Linked DNA regions of Mus musculus: region 1 is linked to region 2. Evidence: chromatin contacts called from ENCODE Hi-C or POLR2A ChIA-PET data. All regions are on one chromosome and are shown on one strand. The core of a region is the stretch at or near the end of the contact, and the rest is flanking DNA. Distances in the headings are between cores, read along the strand shown.

Region 1 (2,700 bases), core at 18-2,517, 570 kb after region 2:
AGCTCGAGGGGAGGGGACGATCACAAAGAAAGCTGGAAGAGAGGAGAGGTCATGGTCACAAAGTCAATGAATGGCAAGGACAAATGCTAAATGACGTCATTTTGGTTCAATATTCCAATAACTGAAGTTTTACAGTGTTGTTTGCACCCAGACTCTGGGCTCCTCATGGATTTAGCAATCTACCTAGTGCATGCTGTGTAACTGCAGGATGCTATTTGTGCTCCTTCCTGGATCATGTGATAATATCTGGACTTTTGAGACACAAAAGATACAGGTTCTCAGCAGTCAAGAATTAAACTGAAGTCAATAAAATGCTGAATAGAAAAGGCAGAAGTCTCTGTGAGAGCCACATCTGCCATCAGATCTTTCTAGGGGATATGGGTTTGCAGGATGAAAAATACACAACAGACGTTTGAAGCCGACTTCGGAGAGTAAGTAAATCTGACGACCAGAAGGCTTAAAATATAATAGAAAGAAAGGAGTGTACAGAGCTCACGGGACCCTGAAGGGAAACGAGAGCAGCAAGTCTGTTGTGTCCCTTTTCTCCACAAACATTTCAAAACATGACACTGGCGGCAGCAAAACTGCATCTCGAAGGTACTACTAGAGCGTTGTCTCTTCTTCCAGACGGGAACACATAGACAGGGAATGGCCTCTTACAGCACTGACAACTTTCAGAAGCATCGCGGATCTACCAGAACATCAGGGTCGGGAGTGGTGGTGGAGAGGAATTAGGCTCCTTCCATCACCCTCTGTGGAGAAAAATATGAGCTTTCAAAATCTTCCCGTGGCTTGAACAGAAACTTGAAAGGGACTCTACGGAGCGCACAGTGCTTCGGACCTTACCCACCAGATTATTACGTATATGTATACCAAGGAGGAGCCAAAGAATGGAGGACCACCGCGGGCTTCCCAGAGCCAGGAAGAAAATGCGGGGTGTGTAGTCTCAGCCCAGGGCTTGGGGTGGGCAGGTTGCGTTCGCTGTAGGGTGGAGTAGCTGCGGGGAAAGCAGGCCTCCCCAGGGGGCTGCTTTGCAGCCGGGATTGTTTGGCTCGCGTCAGAGCAATCCCCGGGGAGCCTCTGAGCGAAGGAGGGGGCCAAGAGGATGCCGCGAGGAGCGCGCAGCGAGCTTCTAGGCCGCGTCCCGCGCACGTACGAGTGTGCACCGTAGGGAGGTACAGGGCGTGTGCACGGCACGGGCCGGAGGCGCGCCAGTGCGTGCGCCAGGTTCAGGGCGCCGCTGCGCAGAGGGCCAGCGCCGCCGGGCGAAAACGCTGCGCAAACCCGGGATACGGCGGGGCGCAGAACCGGAGAACGGAGGCGGCTACGCAGAACTGAATCTGCGGCCCTTTGGTGCGCAAGCTAACGCGGAGTCACAGTGCCCAAAAGCGTGAAGGCAAGCGGCCACGGGAGAATTCCGCACGGCTCTCCGCATTGACCGGGAAGGAGCGTCAGCTCCGAGGAAAGGCGCGCGTCCGAGGCGCGTGAAGAACGCGCAGCTCGCACCCCCGCGCGCTCCACGCGCGGTCTGGACGACCACAGCGCGGGCGGGTATTAGGGGAGAAGGAGGAGGCGTGGTCTTTTCGTGACGAACCAATGGGATCGGGAGCACTGCCTGGAGGCGGAGCTCAGGATCAGGGCGCTGATTGGCCATTCCGCCCTCCGGTATGCAGATGCGGTGGGAGTCACGTGCCGGGGGCCGGTACGACTTCCTGTTGGAGGCCCACGCGGGGCGGGGCCGGGGGCGCGAGCGCCGCGTCTGGCTGGAGCGGGGGGAGGGGGGTTCTTGTCAGTTAGAGCAACAAGATGGCCGCGGTGGCAGCTCCGCACCTCAGCGCGACGGCCCCGGGAGCCGCAGCCGCCGTCGCCGTCCGCGTCGCCGTGCAGCCCTGAGAGCCGCCGGGTCACCCCGGCCGCCCCCGTGACAGGCGGTCCTCGCGCCGTCGCGCTCCCGCCGCCGCCGCCGCGGGCCCGCTCGAGCCGGAGCCTGAGGCGGAGGGAGCGGAGCGGCCCCGCGCCCAGCCGCCCATCGCCGTCCCCGCCTCAGACCCGGGCTGCGTCCGAGCCGCGGCCCGCCGAGACTTAGGAGCAGGGCGCGTCGCGGCGTCGCGGGCACTGGACCTGGACCTGCCGGGACGTGCCGCCGCCCACCCGCCGCCCGCGCCCGGACTCGATCCTGCGGCGCCGGCACTGAGCGGGCCCCCGCCGCCGGAGCGCCCCCGAGGGCCCCGGGCGGCCGAGAGCGACCTCTCCACCGCCAGGCCCGCGCCGCCGGAGCCCCGCGGAGCCGCCGCCGGGGACGGAGCCCAGGTGAGAGCGCCACCGCCGCAGCGCCCGGAGGTCTTCGGGCCCTTTGTTCGGCCGAGCCGGAGCGCGGCGGCCCCGAGCTACCCGCGTGCGGCGCCGGCCGGGGTTGACGGGCGGAGGAGAGGCACGGACTGCGAGCTCCTGGCCGGGCGTGCGACATCGGGATGGGGACCCAGGGGTCGGACACTTAGCCGTTCCCCCCAACCCCCGCGCTCGCTCTCTCGTTCTCTTAAAACTAATGCAGTGGTGGATGATACCCGCTCCCCTTGCATGGTCCCCTGCAGACCGTGCGTTCCCAAAGGGTGGCATACACCGATCCGCAGTGTGGCGTTGTTTGGTGAGCCATGGGCGACCCCGAGGGCCCCCTACAGTTGTGAAATGAGGTGGATTTAT
Region 2 (2,775 bases), core at 121-2,620:
GATCTTTCTGGAGTAGACTGCTGTGGTGGCAGGTTCCTGACTCATCCAGTGTGGGGTGTTTTTCCTGCCCACAGAACGCAGTGTCTTCATGGTGGCTCCAATCTGCCCTCAGCTTGTCTGAGCAGCCCGGGACTTCTGTTCACAGGTCCTCAGAGGACCAGCGCAGTCCTGGTTTGACAAGTCTTCTGAGCACACAGCTCCTGGGCCCCTCTGAGCGTGTGTCTGGTTATCAGCAGAAAACTGACGGGAAGCAGCTGAGGTTGGTGGGGATACTCGGAGCCCACGGTTCTTCCGGTCAGTCCAAGGAGGGTGCTGGAGGGTCCAGGAGTTCAGTGCTTGGTCTGGGACTTGTGACAGGGTCTCACATGCAATTCTGAATGACTTAGAACTTACGGTGTAGCCCAGGCTAGACTCAAACTCCCCGCAACCCTTCCCACAAGAACTGGGATTACAGGCATGTGCCTCCGTGTGATCCCAGTGGGATTTTAAGACAGTATCCCACTCTGTCGTACAAGCTAGCCTCAAATTCATGCTCATGGCTGGTACAGGTGTCACCACCATGCTGAGTGTGTGCTGGGACTTCTGAGGCAGATGTTTGCCCAGGGCAGGGTGGCCTCTACATCCGTCCTCTTCCCTCTGAAATGCCACCCCCAGCTAGGTGGCTTCTTCCTCTGCCGGCATCTTTATTGACTGCTCAGCAGTAGCCTTCTGGCTCGCTGGCCGCCTTTGGAACTCGAGGACCTACAGCTGCTACTGAAGCCCAGAGTATTGCATGTGGCTGCAAGAGTTCCCAGCCAAGCCCTGCACCCTTCTATCTACTCCACAGATCCCCTGGCCCTGTGGCTGCCTACACATGATAGGCGCTGACTAGTTGACCCCACAGGCATGCTTAAGATGTAGCCTCTGGCAAGTCCTGGGCTGGCTTGGCCCGCTGCCACCCTGGATTACATAAGAATTAGAACAGCCCCATGAAATTAGTGGTCAAGAAAGCCTTAGAGCCTGAGAGATAGCTCAGTTGGTAGAGTGCTTGCCTCGAGAAGCAAGGACAAACCAAGGACTCTGATTCCCAGAACCCAGTAAAACTAATCTGGACATGGTGGCACGTGTTTAATACCAACCTAGGAGTCACAGAAACAGGCAGATCCTAGGGCCCACTGGCCCCTGGTCTAACCTACATAGTAACCCCCAGGCCAGTCAGAGAACATGTCTCAAAAGCAAAGTGGACAGCACTTGAGGAAAAATAACTCTGAGACACGCAGAAAGAAGCCCTTAAAATGCTAAAGCGCTTGTGGAATTTTGCTTCTCTTTCTGTCCACTAGAGGGCGCAGTTCCACACCAGGCGCTCTTGTAACAGCCAGTACTACAAAGGGTAGAATCCATTTGTGTTTGAAGCCAAGACTTCTTTCATCAGAAAGCTATGCGGGAGGTGCAGCGGCAGGGTGGGGCACTTGCTTAGGAATCCGTCAGTTGGTCCCAGTTGTGCTCCGTCTCTAGGAAACGCTCACATCCTGGAGCAGCTGACCCCATTCTGGGCTTGTGCAGTTGGGGGCAAGGGCATGTTCTAATGTGCCTCTCCATGCAGACACTCCTCAGGATGCTGTTCTACTAATCTGTGGGTGGGTTCCCCCAGCTGCAAGGGTTCACATCAGTTCTCAACCTGTGTGTTGCAACCCTTTTGGCAAACCTGTGTCTCCAAAAATTATAATGATTCATAATAGCAAAATTACAGTTATGAGGTAGCAACAAAGGATCATTTTATGGATGGGGATCACACAGCGTAAGGAACTGTATTAAAGAGTCGCAGGTTGAGAACCGCTGGGTTTTAAGCATCCAAGACAAGAACAGCTCAACTTAATGCTGAAAAGTACAGATAAGACAGAGCCAGCGATGTTAGATCAATGGTTGCCATGCCCTTGAAAGCCAAGGTCGAATGGAAAGGAAAAGCCGGGTGTTCCAGAAGTGTGGTTCTCTGAACCTGGTTAACGCCTTTCTGGTGGATCAAACTCATTTAGTTGAGCTTTCTGATGGACCCCAGTGAAGTGTAATTGGGTGCTAACTGCTGGCCATATCCGGCTACAGAGCCCTCTGGGAACTTCCCATCCCTCAGGGAAAGCAGGAAATGCATCAGAGAAGGTGTGGGGAAGGAGAGCAGTCAGGCTCCTGTTGTTTTCCGTCCTAGGTAAGAGAGCCAGGAAATGCCAGAGACGTGACCTTTAGCAAAACCTAAGGTCAGAGAGTAAGTGGAGCCTCTTGCAGAGAGGAGGGCAGCGAGGCTTTGGGGTGCTGGGCAAGTCTCCTGGGGCCAACAGCCTGGACTGGCAAGCGGGAGGCTTTAGTTAGCTTCGTGCTTTCTTCTTTGGAGGGGATTGGGAAGCTCGCCTCTCCTGATGCAGCTTACATGAGAAGCCTTTCTTCTAACCCTGCTGCATGTGCCCACTGAGAGGACCCCCCCAGTCTTTACCTGAGGGACGGGAAAGTAGAACACACAGACAGGGAAAGACAGTCCACATAAAGCCCTTGACCATTCACTTTATCTAGAAGCCTACTGCGCATGTGTGCTCGAGACTCAGAGTGTGTGTGCGTGTGTGTGTGTGTGTGTGTGTGTGTGTGTGTGTGTGTGTGTGTGTGTATATCCATGCACGTGTGCGTTGTGCTAAGGTTTGCGTCTAGGGCAGATATTCTCCCACTGAGCTACACCACCCTCCCCCCTTAGTTTTACTGTTTATTTTGACACAGTCTTGATACATTGTAGCAGCTGGGCCTTTGGCTCCTCAC

The links. Hi-C counts contacts between places; a loop is a spot of excess contacts on that map. ChIA-PET counts read pairs that join two places held with the same protein, here RNA polymerase II (POLR2A).
Region 1: a loop to region 2 is called in a map of regulatory T cell, with 2.1 times the contacts of the local background. The contact joins the promoter of Tnrc6c here to the enhancer-like site in region 2. A Hi-C loop is called at or near these places in 1 of 37 maps with a recorded cell type or tissue (regulatory T cell). POLR2A ChIA-PET finds 5 or more read pairs at or near these places in 1 of 5 experiments (Patski).

Annotation. Positions count from the first base shown.
Region 1 is chr11:117,653,022-117,655,721 of GRCm38, forward strand. Tnrc6c (trinucleotide repeat containing 6C) reads left to right here and starts at 1,268. Exons shown (of 22, transcript NM_198022.2): 1 at 1,268-1,665.
Region 2 is chr11:117,080,456-117,083,230 of GRCm38, forward strand. No RefSeq gene overlaps it. Among named protein-coding and RNA genes, the nearest start is that of Mir6516, 4.5 kb to the left of the region's middle. Within about 2 kb of position 1,371, at least 3 of the 3 ENCODE cell types and tissues checked have a DNase peak (open chromatin) inside an H3K27ac peak, as active enhancers do.